Linked DNA regions of Homo sapiens: regions 2 and 3 are each linked to region 1. A link is a loop called in an ENCODE intact Hi-C map of the cell type or tissue named here. Cell type or tissue: dorsolateral prefrontal cortex. All regions are shown on one strand. Region 1 overlaps TRIM29 (tripartite motif containing 29). Region 2 has its middle 100 kb from the start of LINC02744. Region 3 has its middle 19 kb from the start of LINC02744.

Evidence for each region. Hi-C counts contacts between places; a loop is a spot of excess contacts. Peaks named below come from ENCODE experiments on the same cell type or tissue, not always from the same donor. Only the 100,000 strongest peaks of a DNase experiment are listed, where the experiment ranks them.
Region 2: a loop joins it to region 1, with 3 times the contacts of the local background. A loop is called at or near these places in 3 of 110 quality-filtered maps.
Region 3: a loop joins it to region 1, with 5 times the contacts of the local background. A loop is called at or near these places in 21 of 110 quality-filtered maps.

What each region holds. Positions count from the first base shown.
Region 1 is chr11:120,106,423-120,111,422 of GRCh38, reverse strand. It overlaps TRIM29 (tripartite motif containing 29), which reads left to right. Exons shown (of 9, transcript NM_012101.4): 9 at 1-137. Among named protein-coding and RNA genes, the nearest start is that of TRIM29, 29 kb to the left of the region's middle. RefSeq lists an enhancer at 2,927-2,976. In dorsolateral prefrontal cortex, a CTCF peak has its summit at 3,030 (motif pointing right); DNase peaks (open chromatin) are centred at 3,052 and 3,408; H3K27ac peaks cover 1,685 bases.
Region 2 is chr11:119,888,520-119,893,519 of GRCh38, reverse strand. No RefSeq gene overlaps it. Among named protein-coding and RNA genes, the nearest start is that of LINC02744, 100 kb to the left of the region's middle. RefSeq lists an enhancer at 571-4,499. In dorsolateral prefrontal cortex, a CTCF peak has its summit at 1,945; DNase peaks (open chromatin) are centred at 799 and 1,879; H3K4me3 peaks cover 1,273 bases; H3K27ac peaks cover 3,011 bases; H3K27me3 peaks cover 875 bases.
Region 3 is chr11:120,011,433-120,016,432 of GRCh38, reverse strand. No RefSeq gene overlaps it. Among named protein-coding and RNA genes, the nearest start is that of LINC02744, 19 kb to the right of the region's middle. RefSeq lists an enhancer at 1,911-2,516. In dorsolateral prefrontal cortex, CTCF peaks have their summits at 2,840 and 3,039; DNase peaks (open chromatin) are centred at 3,012 and 4,501; H3K4me3 peaks cover 422 bases; H3K27ac peaks cover 4,835 bases; H3K27me3 peaks cover 317 bases.

The DNA of each region.
Region 1 (5,000 bases):
CAGCACAGTGGGGACATCTCCCGTCTCAACAGCCCCAGGCCTATGGGGGCTCTGGAAGGATGGGCCAGCTTGCAGGGGTTGGGGAGGGAGACATCCAGCTTGGGCTTTCCCCTTTGGAATAAACCATTGGTCTGTCACTTCTCTTGTATTGAATGACCATTTCCCTGAGGGTCCCCAGAGGAACAGGCTGCAGTTCTTCTGAATGCACTTTTTCCCTCTGATGAAGGCACGGTCATCTTCCTGCTCTCCTCTCAGAAACGTGGCTCCTTTGAAACTCCCTTGACCTCCCTCACCCTGTCTGGGACACAGGGGGTGCAGTGCAGGAACCTGGGCCTCAGGGAGGCACGCCTTGGCTAACAATGAACACAGGGAGAATGACAGTGGGGTGTGGGCCTGGGGATATGCTCAATACCTTCTGCCATGCTCAGACCTTCTGGCCGGCCCACCCTAGAGTTCCCAGGGGGAGAAGGGCCCAGAAGTGGCTGGGAGCCAAGCACTCTGGTGCTCAGACGCAGGCTGGAGTGGAAGTCCACTGGAGGCTTCAGACCTGAGGGCCTTCTCAGTGCACAGAGGGCCTTCTGGGAAGGAGAGCTCCCCTTTGAGGCTGGCAGGAGGGTCAGGCTCCTGAAGACAGCATCATCCTGGGCTTGGGGGACGGAGGAAAGGGAAAAGGCCTTCCAGTCCCTGGAAACTCAGAGAAGCCTGGAAGGAGAGTCAGGGAAGTCTTCCTGGAAGAGGTGAGCAAGCCAGGAGGAGGCATGATGGTAGAGAGGGAAGAGGGTGTCAAACAACCACATTCTTTTTCCTGGTGTGGCAGGGACACCCGGGCCCCTCTGTTCTCACTGTTCTTCCTCACTCTGCTCCCCACCAGGGGCCTGATGACATCAGGGGAGCAGTCCCTCTGTCCTAGTAAAAGTCCCTAAGCAAGCTGGCTGCTGGTCCATCGTGGAGGGACAACACTCTTCCTTCCTCCTCTCCACGCTGCTGGGCCAGGGAGCTTTAGGAGCCAAGCAGCCAGGCTTGCCACGAAGGGGCTCTTGGGATTGAGAAAGTGAGGGAGAAATGGCAGAGAAGAGAGAGAAGGGGGAGACAGGAGGGTAAGGGTGAGAAAGGAAAGGAAGGAGAAGGGGCCAAGTGTGTCCATGGAGGACCTTCCAGCACTGTCAAGAAGAGAGACCACAAGTTGGACCCACATGCTTTGGCCACCTGGGTGGTGTTCTCCCTTGGGAGCTGGGACTGCAGAGTGTCCCTGGGGTTAGTTGCTGCTCCCTACAGCCCCCTGCCCTGGGTGCTGGTTCCCTACGTGGTGCCCCAGCAGGTCCACCTCTGTGGGCACCGTGCCCTGCAGCCTCCTGGCCCTTCTTGAGGACCCTGGGGTTGTGATGGTGATAAGGACCCATTCCTGGGCTCCAGAGATGCCCGGACTCTCAGAAAGACCCTGGCCACGAGAGGCTCCCAGTTCTCCAGGCCCTGCCCTAAGCCTACCAGCTCCAGAGAAGGGGAACTGGATGGGACACCAGGTCTGGCTAAATTCCCCTGTGGGGGCAGCCAGGCCCTTGCCTGTCCCATGCCTGGGCTGCACCAGGGGCTGCACCTGCTGCACAGAGGCTGGCTGGTGGGATGTTGGGAAGACCGCTGTGTCAGGAGGCCCAGGGCTGTGCTGGGAACTGGGCGGGGACGTCGCTGAGCATCACACTCTCCCCATCAATCCCCACCAGGTCCATTATCGTCTGAGCTGTGATTATAAAGCAATCAGGGAAATCCTTTCTTCCCAGTTCTTGAGAATGCCTCTGTCCCCAGCATGAGTGAGAATAGGAGGTTTAATCCTCCTATTAGGGAGGAAGGAGGGGGGCAAGGCTCTATATCCACTTCTGTTCCTCTCAGACCCAGACAGTCCTGGCCCATGCTCCCTTGTCTCCTGCCCTCTCCCAGCTCTGGGCGTTGGGTGATTCTCAGAGGTGTGGGTAGCCCCCTGGCAGACCAGCGAGGAGGGAGGCAGCAGAGGGGCTCAGCAGGGAGCTCTGGCAGGGTAGTTGGGAGCCCTGAGTCTCATCCAGGCTCTGTTGCTTGGCTGTGTGATCTGGGCTAATTGCTTGCCCTTTCTGGGTCTGACCTTCTCCATCTACAAAATGAGGTGTATTCATTGGATCATTTCTGGGGTTCTTTCCCAGCTCCAACAGCCTGTGAGGTGGAGACCACAGCAAAAGGAGGGTTGGAAGGGACAGGAACATTGAGCTTGGTGTCAGGTTGGGAATCCACCATCAGACCTGGGCTGATAGGCAGGCAGGTTGGACTCCCAAATCTCCAAGGCTCCCTGTACCCAGCCCCGTGCCTCTCCTTTCCTTTAGACCCTGTCAGGGGCATGGGTCCCCATCTGAGAAGCCTTCTCTGTCCAGGACGGGGGAAGGCTGGAGACGCAGGAGCTTCTGAGCTCTGCTCTGGGCCTCAGGACCTGCTGGAATGTGGACTCCGTGATAGCAGGGGTTATTCCATCATGTTGTCCTAGAACAGTGCCTGGCACGTGGGCGGGCCTTGGAGGCTAAGAAGCAGTTAACTGGGAAGAGGAAGTGGGAGAGGAAGGTGAAAAAATCAAAAGGGGAGCTGGAAGGCATCCAATAATGGGTGCCTGGTACATTTCATTGTGTGGAGAGCTGAGGCATAGGCTTCTGAGGGCACTGTGTGGAGCTGGAGCCACACTGTCAGGGCCAGAATCCTGGCTGCACTGCCCATCAGCTGTAAGACCAGGGCCAAGCTGCCCACTCTGTCTGAGCTTCAGTGGGGATAACATCTTAAAGGACTGCTGTGAGCAACAAAAAACTGCAAAGAACCTGGTTTAGCAAGGGCCCAACAGTTGAGAGATTATACTATTATTATTGTGGAATTAACAACAAAGACAATGACGACATTTCAACCTGGGATGAAGCTTGATTTCCCCTCTTTTTGGCCTTCTGCACTTGGTGGAGAGTCACAGGGTGGAAGCTGCTGGGCCCAGCCCTAGGACCCGCACCAGGGCTCCTGCAGTTCTGAGGCACGGCCAGCAGGTGACAGCATTTCACTGCAGTGAGTGGGCGCCAAACTCCTGCCCCAGCCCGGGCCGTCAGGACTGGGTCCCAGGGCCCTTCTACAAGGTGAGCCTCTCTCTCTCTCCTCCTTCCCCCACTTCTGTATTAGCTGAGTAGGCCCTTCTGTCCTAGCCTGTAGAATATATGACCCCAGGACAGCAGTCCCCTGGTCTGAGCAGCAGATAGGGGCTTACTGCTCACCCCACCAGACCTTGCCTAACCTGGCATGGAATTCTGCAGAAGGGGCAGGCTTCCCTTATGTGGGTGCCACCTTTGGGTTCCCTCTGCAGGTAGCTGGCCTGAGGAGGGGGCTGGGTGGGCACAGAAGGCTCAGTTTTGCAGCCCCCAAAGAGGGCTTGCATGAGTCGGACAGGGCTCTACCCAAGGCAGCTCTTGGTGAAGAGTGAGACAGAAAGCCAGAGTCCTCAAAGTCCAAGGGGGAGGGGACACTGAGGGGCTGCGAACTGCCAAGCTGCTTGACTCTTGTCCCCCTTCCGTGTCCCGGCTACGACATGGGGACCTTTGTCCCTGCCTCCTGATGGACCATGGAGAGAGGTCAGAAGGGTAACAGGTGGGACCCCAGGAATGCCTGTCCAGAGGGGCGGGGGCTGGATGGCTGAGGCAGGGCCATCTCATATCCCACCTCCCTTTCCCACCAAACCCTCAAATCACCTCCCAAGAGTGACCCAGACAGTTTTATCTTTCTGAGTATTGACTATTAAGGTTGAAAATGATCTGTTGTTCAGCCACAGAAACAAGGAAGATAAACACTAATTGCTTGGTGAATGTGCCAACTCCTGGCTCCTAATTCATCACCTTGCCAAGGCAGAGGCTAAGAAGAGGCAAAGGAGTGGGGAGGGGGTGAGGAAACTTGGGAACCAACAGACTCTCTTGCAAGATGTGGCAGTGGATGGGTGACCTCAACCCAGCGGATGAGGATGGTGCCTGGGATCCCTGAAGCTCCCCAGGAAGGACAGGGAGCCAGGTGAGGGAGGGAGGAGAGGTCTTTGGCCGGGCTTATCGTTATCAATACATTCATCCCAAGTGGACATATAACGTGTTTCCTCGTTGGCCTTGAGGTTGGCTCTGGTTAGCAAATTCTGCATTTTTCTGAGGTTGGTCCCATTATCATGTTAAGATCCTGAACTGGCTGAATTGAGGGGCTGCAAACCCTGTTACGGATTGGTAACTTGCAGGATTCAGATCTGGCTGTGGAAGGTGGAGCCCTGAGAGCTTGTCTGAGAAGGAGGCGGCATATTCTTTGAGGGTGAGGTGTGGGTCTTTGATGGTTCAGGTGTGGACCTGCCTGGAGTGGGGACTGCACTAGGTGACCTGAGCCCAAGACTGGGGGCATTGTACAGGCCTAGGGGGGAGAGAGGTGCACAGATACCTGATGAGGAGCAGGAATGGAGGCGTGGCTCGGGGGAGGCCTGCATTCATTCAGATTTTTGTGTTGGACCAAGATCTAAGCACAAGATATAGGAGACACAAGCTGCCTCTCTGCATGAATTCACAAGACTGGGCCTGTGAGCTGATCCAGAAGGTGATCAGAGCGTGCAGGGCCCAAAACGGTGATGAGGAGGCATGTCCCCTGAGGAGGGGACAGCTGTGCTGAGAGTGAGTTGAGAAGATCTGGGGGGACCTGAGTGAGTTCTGCATGTGTGAGAAAGGCAGGGCAGGATCATGCCGGGCTACATAGGGGCTGAGCTTTACCGTAAACACAGTGACCACCTCCATGGGAGGGTGAGTAATCAGATCAGTGCTCTAAGAAGAGGACTCAGGAATGAACCGAGGTGAAGCAAGAGTGGAGGCCCAGGTGCGCTATACTGGTGGCTTGAGACATCATTGATGGGACCGACTGTGGCAGGTGGAGACGCTGGTGGCATTGCAGGTGCAGGAGCAAGCAAAGACACAAGCAGGATGTGCAGAGGATGCAGG
Region 2 (5,000 bases), 220 kb after region 1:
CTTCTACATCGTACTTGTATCCCATCTTCACTTACTAGCTGTGTGATTTGGGGCAATTTCTGTTTGTCAGTTTCTCCATCTGTGAAACAGGTATAATAACAGTATCCAGCACCCAGGGTCGTAGTGAGGCTTAAACAGTTAAATGTGTGTAAAATACCCAGCACAGTGCCTGGCACACAGGCAGTACTCGGTCAGTGTTAGCTAGTAGTAACAGGTCTCTTCTGAGACAGAGTAATTTCTTTTTCCATAAGCGACACTTTGGATAGATCAGAGAACTTTCTTGCCTGTTACACAGGCTAAGACACGTAAGATTATTCTACAAAGAAAACAGAAGCATCTCCTTCCTGGGACCCTTGTAGAAACTATTGTGTTTCAGGCAAAAATGATAATAAACATGTGTTGAGGGCCTACTGTGTGGTGGGCACTTCTGTGTGCGTCATCTCATGGAGCCCTGCTAGCCCTCTGCAGGTGTTTTCCTTTTATAGAAAAGGAAGCCCAGGCTCAGAGGAGGTTAAGTGCCTTGCCCCAGTTACAACTATGGTCCGAGCCTCCTCGCCCCTGCCTGCACCCGGCGACAGAAGATGGACAGACAGTATGACCTTCAGAAAACCTCTGTAACCCGAGGAGTCTCACCTGGGCTTGCTCAAGCCATCAGCAAAATGGAGATCTGAAAATAATCATGCTCCATTCAGAGTGTTTCTCTTCTCTCTCAGTAATACATTCTCCCGACATCCAGCAGAGCAGGGGGGTGGCCGGCCCAGGGCACTGACTGACATCTCTGAGCAGAGCTTTTCAGTGGACGGAGCGCAGACGGCATTGCGTCTGCAGAGGCCCGCGGGCAGGGTGATTGCTGGGCTCCCGCAAGAACAGGCGGTCCTTGGAGGCTTTTGACTCACACTTTGTAAATTGGTTTCATGCATGGGCTAACAGTGGGGGCCTGGCTAGATAATAGGATTTTCCAACACAGCTCTTTCCCCCTCATCTGCAGCCACCCAAATCTCCGTGCAGAGTGCCTGGAGGGGACGTGATGTGCTTGGCAGGGAGCGCCACGTCAGGCTCCACAGTCCTGGTTGGGGTGATGCGTGTCTAAGAGGCCATGGTTCAGAGCAGTGTCGGAGAGCAGCTTATGTGCTCCACAAGTAAGGATGGGGGGTGTCCCAGGCAGGCACCCACAGCCAAACCTTTCCATGGTGGGTGGGTGTGTGGGGGTTCTCAGGAAGTGCCAGGTCCTCAGGAAGCAGCCTGTGGGGCCAGGCTACTGCTCACGGCTGACTGCAGGGTACCACCAGCCTCGACTGTCCACAGCAAGTCCCTCCATGCCCAATCTGACCCAGAGGGAGGCACATCAGAGCCCAGAAGCCCAAGCAGCCCAAGGGCAACCATATCCCAGAAGCAGACATTCGTGAAAGTGTTGCTGGAGAAGCGTTCTCAGGAGAAATGGGGAGAAGGAAGGAAATAAGGATGTGGTCTGGGCCCGAGATCAGCTTCAGTCTCAATCCACCGGGAGCTTAGGAGCACAAATGATACCACAAGGTCAGGCTCACCTTGAGGCAAGGGGCCCGGTCTTTTTTCCCTACTGTCTGTTAGTCGGTCATCAGCTGTTGGCTTAGGGCAAGGGAACTGAGAAGGCATGTAGCTAGCCTCTGATGGCAGGCAGCTCCTACTCAGCTCAGGTGAATTATCCAGAGAAGGGGCAGCTGGGGGCTTTAGTGGCCAACACACACAGGGGCTGGGGGATGGGCTGCACCCATCCAGCAAAGGGGACTTGGGGGGGTACCAACATCCCTGCACCATGCCCATGGGAGTACAGCCAGGGCACAGCTCAGCTGGAATGCTGTCAAGAGCAGCCTGGTGATTCTGACTTGTAGAAAGCTAGAGGGCCGACGTGCCAGACAGCTGTACAATGGGCAGTGTCTGTGACAGCCTCAGCCATCCCCCAACACCCTTACGCTGACACTACAAAGCCAGTGATTCTCAAATCTGCCCTCTTATCTTTTCCCAGCAGGGCCACAGGGCTGCAAGTTTCATCAAGGGCAGCATCTGGGAGCCTCTGCCCAGGGCCCCTGAAGCCAGGGCCAGCCCCATCTGCACGAAGGCACACAGACACCTATCAGAGTTAGTCTGTGACGATCCAAAGCCTCCTACCCAAGAGCCTTTAATACAAGTTTGCTGCTGAAACACAAATATCCGCCTTCGATGCGGAAGAGAGATTAAATTAGGAACAATCTTAATTCTTTCTGGCAGAGGGAAGCGAGCGAGAGCTGTCAGTTCCCCAGTGATAGATTGTTAAGGAAATCCAGGTTTAAAGGCATTTCATAAGTTTGCTTTTGCCTGCTAATAAAGAGAGTCAGCTAACGGAATCCGATCACCAGGCGAGATCGTAATGAGATAATGCAATGTGTTCCACAGAGACCCAGCCAGCTCCTTGAAATTCCTCCGAGAGAGTTTCTGAAGTACCACGTTGTGACAAGGAAGGAAAAGTAAGAGGAAAAGAGAGAAGGGGAAATGGGCATAATTAGCCAAGTAGATTAGGTGATTCAACAAAGGTCATACGGTCTCAGCAGGCTGAGGGGCTGTGATATTTATCACCTACCTCCCACCTGCTTCTTGGTCTCCTGGCCTGCGTGCTTTCTCAGTGAGACGAGCAAGCTCAGACTCATGTTCCTGGAATATGCAGAGATTGGAGGCCTGATCACAAGCAAGGTGCCTGGAGTCCTCACCTGGTAGCTGGGAGTGGGCCTCAGCGGAGTCTCTTCCAATACCCCAAGGGTTTGAGGGAAGGGGCTGTGTTCTGAGGGACCCTCAGCCTAGGCTTGAGGTCACTCAGCCCCACGTCCAGCTGGCTGTCAGCTGCGCACTGAGTGTTCAGGTTGGGTGGCTGCGATAGCTTGGGCTCTGCTTTAAAGGTGTTTGGCCCCTGCCCTGGGGGTTGTTCTGGGGCTGAATTACACCCTGGGTTTATGCCGTGGTCTGGGCTGGGCTAACTCTGTGTGTTCACCTGGACATCAATGGTCAACCTATTTGGCAAACCAGAAAAGCAGACTCATCCACATGCAAAGAAAATGTAATTCCGGGCTTAAGGCAATAAAATAAACTTCCAAACTCCTATTTACTATTTCAGCAAGCTCAGCCCCCACACCCACTCGGCTCTTGTCACCACCCTTGTAGGCATGGACCACCTTTTTTTGTTCTAAAGGACTTTGAGAATCTGAAGGCTATGAAAACCTCTTTCCAGAAAAAGTGCAGATACACATAGACACCAAGTTGTCATGTAATTTTAGGGGCTTACAGATCCTGATCCTGAATCCTAGCTTTCAAAACTCTGGAGAGGAGGGGGTGATCCTCTCTTTGGTGCACCCTGTGCAGACAGATGCAGCCCAGGCAGGAGGCCGTCTGGAGCTGGTCCGGCCCTAGAGACAGGGAGGGCAGTTGCATTTCCTGTACTGCCCAGATTGTGTTTCCAGGCCTCTGGGTATCTGGGGTGAAAGAGAAGCCAGTGGCCAGCAGGGCAAACAGTGGTGACCGTGGAGGCAAGAAGTGAAGGCCAGGGATGGTGACTCGCAGGTGCAGGTGGCAGCCCACATGATTGTCTCTTATCTTGTGGGATCTGTCACCCCCCCTCTGTTCCCTAAATGGCCCAGTAGATGGTCCCTTGGAAGGAAAAGGGCTTTTGTACATGCTTGGAAGGCAGCACAGAGTAGGTGCTGGGAGACCAAGTCCTCTGCTATAGCCAGAGGGAGAAAACCCCAAGGGACAGAATGGTGCTGGCTACATGGGAGAGGTAGAGGTAACTGAGGCTCTGGAGCCTGGAAGGACTCCCAGAGGGAGGATGGGTATGGGGTATTGGAGACTGCTCACTTCCTGCCCGGGGACTGGAGGGACTCTGAGCTGACTGTATCCATAAGTTTAGACACAGCCGTTGGCGTTGCTGCCTAAAAGGGGCTTCTTTCTCTCAGTGATCACTAATGTATCGTGTCCCTGTAATTGTGTATTGTATTTTGGCGTTGGTGCATCCAGAGGAGATTGGAAATCCAGATCGAACCCTCTGTCCCTGGCAGGACATCCATCACACACTGAGGGGACTGGGTAAGGTGAGGGAAAGGGGCAGAAAGTCAGGGGGTGCTCAGATGCAACCAGAAAAAAGTGGGGAGCCAAGCAGGGGAGGATTTTCTCTGGATCTCGGAAACCTTTGTGGCCCAGTGCCCGGCTAGCAATGCTTACACTGCTCATGTGTCTGGACTTGCAGAGAGGATCAGGGTGTGGGGAATGGGGGCCCTGGCATCCCAGGGGCCTAGACTTGTCTCTCAGTCATTCAATGACGAGCATTACTTGGGTACCATCTTATGCCAGATACTGTTCTAGGCACTGGGGATACCACAGGAAACAAAATAGACCACGTTCTTGGAGTAGGTATGCTAGTGGAGAGGCTCAGGCATGGATCCTGGTCTGCACATGTGGGGACCAGATGCCCCACCATCACCAGATAAGCTCCCCAGCCTCCCGCTCTTGCAGGGTGATAGGATAGACCCTTCCTCAAAATGGATCAGGGGAAGAGCTACAGGGCCTCTGGCCCCCATCCTCCCACCTCCATCTCCTTGAGCTAAGAAGACAGACATCAGGGTCCATCTCCTTCCACCACCCACCTCACCAGGGTCTGGGTCTGGCTCTGGCAGGACTCGCTGAATGGGCTGTGGCTTGTCACTTCCCTCTCTGCTCCTTGGCATTCTTAACTCTAAGATGAGGCTAATGACACCAGCTCCAGGTGTCATCACATCACCAGAATTCTATTAGGACCATGGAACCCACAAAAAGTCTGGTCGGAGAAGAGACTTCAGGAATCCTTGAGCCCAATGGCCTCATTTATATAAGAATAAACCAAGGTCCGCAGTGGCTCCTACTGAGATCTTGTCTTAGAACGCTCCTGATGGATGAGAGGCTCTTTGTAAACATGAGGGGTTGTTTTGCTACTTTTGCTATTTTTCATTTGAGGTCCACTGGCT
Region 3 (5,000 bases), 95 kb after region 1:
TGGGTGGTGGGGACTGAAGGAGAGAAGGGGGAAGCAGCATTTAAGCAAATATTGAAGAATAAATCAGATTTGGCAGGTGTATAGAGATGAAGGAACTGCATTAGGCCTGACGTGGCTTCGGACGAATGCCTGGAACAACCGGTGGGAAGTTCAAGATGTTCCAACCTGGTATGTTTTTCCCACCCTTGACACCTGGAATAGGAGGTGGAAGGGGAGTAGGAGCCTGCTTCAGAGCAGAGCTCAGTTCCCCAGGCTGGTCTGGAGCACAGAAATAGCAACGGCAGCAAGTGGACACCTGGTTCCCTTACCCTGCATCCCATCAGCACACATGTCCCCGTCACGACGTGCAGTCCACAACATTCATCTGCTTCGGTTGATGGCAGCATCTCCACCTTGCCACAGGCTGGTCTTAGCTAACTCCTTGCACTGACTGCTTGGCATCTTTAGTCTAAGCAACTGCTCAGTGGACTCAGTGTTCCTGCTTTCTGATAGCCTGCTGGGAATTGTGCAAGAATGGTCTGTGCATTTGTCAGTAAGTGTTAGAACTCCTCATGTGTATCCCCGGCTCCCAAGTTGGACCTTTTGCTCTTGGAGGAGGAGGGTCTGTTCTCCATTTTCTCTGCTAGTTCTCTGCAGCAGGCCTGAAATAAGTGATACTGAGCAATTGATTGGAAAAAAGAAAGTTCCTGTGGTTACGGTGCACCCAAGCTAATGCTTTCAAATTGAGTGTGGGTAAACTTGGAGAGTGTGGGTTAGACTCGGAGCAGAATCATCTATGAGTTGATCCCAGTGACACATATAGAAGATTAAATGTTGGGGTAAGGAGTGATAAAAGTGGAAAACATAGTGACATTTTCCTATTACTTTCTCAGATGAGACTTTGTCTTAGGAGGTTGTATGGGGGTAGAAGTAAGAAAATTATTTGAAGCTGACAGATCTGAATTTAGTGTCTGTTACTTACAAGTTGATTGATTTCTGCAAAATTCCTTTAACCCAGTGGTTTTCAGCTGGAGGTGATTTCACACTCAGAAGGCATTTGGCAATGTCTGCAGACATATTTAGTAGTCACAACTGTGTGTGTGTGTTGTGGGGGGGGGGGTAGTTACTGCTGTCATCAAGTGGGTAGAGGTCAGGAATGCTGCTAAACGTCCTACAAGGCATAGCCAGCGCCTGCTCAACAAAGAATCATCTGAACCAACATGTCAGCTAACGTTGAGAAGCCCTGCTGAGCATATTGAGCCTCTGTTTCCTCATCTGTAAATTGGGGTGAAGAGCAGCAAGCTAGAAGGATTAAATGTAGTAGGGGTGATCCCTGGAACATCGTAGACCCTCCACACAGTTCCTTTTGGTCCCCTCTCAAGGCACTTCTTCTTTCTGGGTGTGGAGAAGTTGGGGAGAATTCAAAAGTATTGCCAAGCTAATTACAGGGCAGAGAGTCACGTTCTGAAGGAACATGAAAAGTACTGGGATTCTTTAGCCTGAAGAAGAAAGGTGGCTTAAAGGTGATTTAATAATAGTGTGAAAGCCTAGGAAGGGTTATTATTTAGGGGAAGATAATCCACTGCTCTCCATCTTCACTGAGGAATGAAAATGAGCCCTGAGCAGGGTGGAATTGGGCTGGATATGAGGCAGGACTTCCTGCCTGTGGAGGTCCTCTGAAGAAAGAGGCTTGATGGCTTTATGTGTGTGGGAGGAGCTGTGGGCATGGCAGAGGCTGGTGTGTGTAGGGAAGCACAATGCTGAGGACAGCTCTGTCTCTGCCCTTAAGGAATTCATAGATTAGTCTGGGGTATATGGGGAGTGATGCAAATGCCACAGGCAAAGGGCTCCAGGAGGCCAAAGGTTTAGGGGATAAGAGAAGGAAGAGGAGGAGAGGCAGGATTTGAAATGGATCCTGAAGATATGTCAGATGTGGGCAGATGAAGAGCAGAACCAAGAGGCAGGGGAGGTAGGCGGGAGATGGGAAGATGTGGCTGTGTTGGAGGATCAGTGGTGAACCCTCCAGGAGATCTGGGCCAGATCATGGGTGCCCGGGGATGCCAGGTGAGGGGTTGTCCTGTGTTCAAAGGGGCAGGGGTCTGGGCAGGAGAACGCTTTCTGGAAGCTGTGTAGTTTGGGCTGGAGGCAGCCTGTGGGGCAGGAAGGGCGCTGAGAACTGCGGCCTGAAGACTTAAGTCACAAGAGAGAGGTGATGAGTGTGGCAGCAGCTGGCAGGGTGCGGGTACATCCTCTCTGGGGCCTGATTTCCTGGGTGGGACTCTGGTCTTTGGTAGGCAGGTTGCTCCAGGTAGGCAGATTGGCTCCAAGCGGGGCCACCCGCTGCTCGCAGCACCCTGGAGCCCATCCCGAGTGTGGGGTCCCTTCCTCTCCACTCTGGAAACCTGGGGCACAGCTGGCCGCCCTGATGCCACCGACGGCTCTGCTGCTGCAGGGACTCTGCTTGTGGGGGTGTGCGAGGCCCACTCCGGCTGCCCTGGGTACCTGTTCTCCCTTGGTGTTTCCTCTGTGCTTCCTGCCGTTGCCTGTCTGGTGCCGAAGCCGGCTGGGCTGCCCCCCTCAGTGGTGATGCTGGTGGAAAGGGGGTGTAGGAGTAAAGGCAGGAGCCGGGGGGTGGGGCCTGGGGACGCAGAACTATCTAGGCTTAGTAGGGCTGCTGACAAAGTCCCCCATCTTTGCCTGCCACATCTGTCTCTGAGTCTACACAGACCCCTCCGCCACTGATAGTGCCAAGCCCCTCCAGGGCTGCTCCTGCACCCCCCAGCCTCCGGCAACAGGCAAAACAGACTGCTCTGAGCAGTGGCTGCTGCTCCCCGGGGTCCATCCGAGCACCGGCAGCAGCACAACTTGGCAGCCGGCACAGCCCCGGGCAGGAAGCTCCTGCAGGGGGACTCCGCGGAGGCCTGGGTGAGAGGGGAGGGGCTGCAGTGAAAGGCCTGTGAGTTAGGGTGGCCCTAAGGGAGGACTTTCTGGCCCTACATGGAAGTTGGTGCAGTGCAGCGTCCCCACCACCAGACGGTGCATGGGCGCCTCCTAGGGACCTTGGCAAACACAGATATTCCCAGGCCCAGCCACACCTGCCGAGTCAGGATTTGGGGGCATTGGGCAGAGCTCCACCTACCCTCATGTCCAGGAGGCCAAGCCCTTTGTCCCCTCAGAGGACACCCGTTCAGAGGCACTCTTCTCTGACATGGGACAGCAGCTGCGGACGGTTGCTGGAGGCAGTCTGATGCGCCTCCGCGTTAGGAAGATTGGGGTTTGTTCCGGGTCTGTGATATTAGTTCTGGGACTATTGTCAAGGTGCAAAACTGTACCGAGCTTCATTTTCTTTATGTGTAAATGAAGCTGTCAGTACCTATTCTACAGGATTACTTTGAGGATCAGTGAAATAGTGTAGTGTCTCTACATGGTTGGTTTTTAACAATTAATATTCTTTCCTTTTCCGTGCCCCAGGGCCAGGACTCCAGTGAGCCCAACCTGGTGTTTTCCAGTGTTTTCAGGAGGCATTCATTCTCAGGGGCCCACCTGGGCTTGTGGAAGCCCGAGAGTGTGTATCTCCTTGAATTTTGCACCCTGGATGCCTTCCTTGCTCACCCTGGACCCAGCCCTGCCCTGCTTTTGAGCAATTTGTATTCTTGGTTTAACAAAGTGTGGAGAGGACCCTCAAGGATCTCAGAACCTACTGGATGAGGCAGGAAAATAAAAAGACACAGAGTGTGCTGTGTGATCAGCAGAGATGAAGGTAAGTCTGGGAGGATGGGGACCTGGGGCAGCCTCTAGCCCCGACAGGGGAGGGGGCCAAGATGATCAAATTAAGGGAGACAGGGAGGGGGCTGAGAAGGTGACAGCAGAGCCAAGATGAGCAGATGAACCAGCATGAGTTAACTAGCATCACAGACTCTCCTGTAATGGGATCCCAGCCCGGTTAATCTCCACCATGGGGAGGACATTTGGCCTGTGCCCACTCTGAAAGCCTACGGTTATGCCTATAGGATGCCAACCACTTGCACAGAGAGCACAAAGCTCACCAGATGCTTCCAAGGCTCAGAGGGCTGGCCTCACACTGGTGCTGGCCCACATTAGCTAGCACGCGGCAGTCCCCGGGGGGTCTGGGAAGATCCCCACCGAGGGGCAAATTCCCCTAGTCACCCTACAGCAAGCCCATTAACTTCTTGTTCCTCGGGGAGTGAAGGCACTGTGATTGTGAGTCATGCCACTCCCCAATTATTTTGAAAGAAAGCTTCCTTAGTGAAGGAGGAGAATTACAGAGCAGCGCCAGCGTTGGGGAAACATGCTCAACTTCCAGCAGTCATTCCCGCTCGCCTCCTTTCTCTTTGCTCGAGGTGCGTATGACAAGAGCTTCCAAACAGCTTAAGCACAGGAAACTCTGGGAGTGTGTGTGTCTATATCTGAGCGACTTTCATCTCTCCATAGGTTCAGTCTGTCTGCAAAGCCTCCCTTGTCAGCAGCTGGCGAGGCAGCTCAACAATAGAATGATGCTTGTTTCACCGCTTCCAACTGAGCTCCCTCGCCAAGCTCTCTCCCTCCAGCACAGAGAGGTGCATCTGCAATAGACCTGAGGGCTGGTGGTGGGGTCTTCAGCAATGTTTTTTCCAGCTTGATGCTCAGCCCAGAAAGAGCCTTTCCTCTCCACCTGCTGCCACAGAGCCCACCACCACCTCTGGCTGCTGCCTTGTAGAAATTCCAGCTAGCTCCAGTGGAAATCTCTGGGCTGGTGATAAATGCACAGTGGGGCAAGGCTGCCTGGGGATGGGGAGATTGTAGAAAATGACTTCTGGAGTCCTCTCCAGACTTCCATCATTAGGACAATTGTTCTCAGGGGCTTTGAAGTCTCTTGCTGTTTTGCGCCATTTTCTTTCTATAGTAATGGTCAGATTCTTCAGGGCTAGAAAGAGTTTGAAGGCCATCTGGTCCACTCTCATTTCTCTCCCCTCCAATGCCTTCTTCTCTCCCCTTTCCATGTTTAAATCTCCTCTACAAGT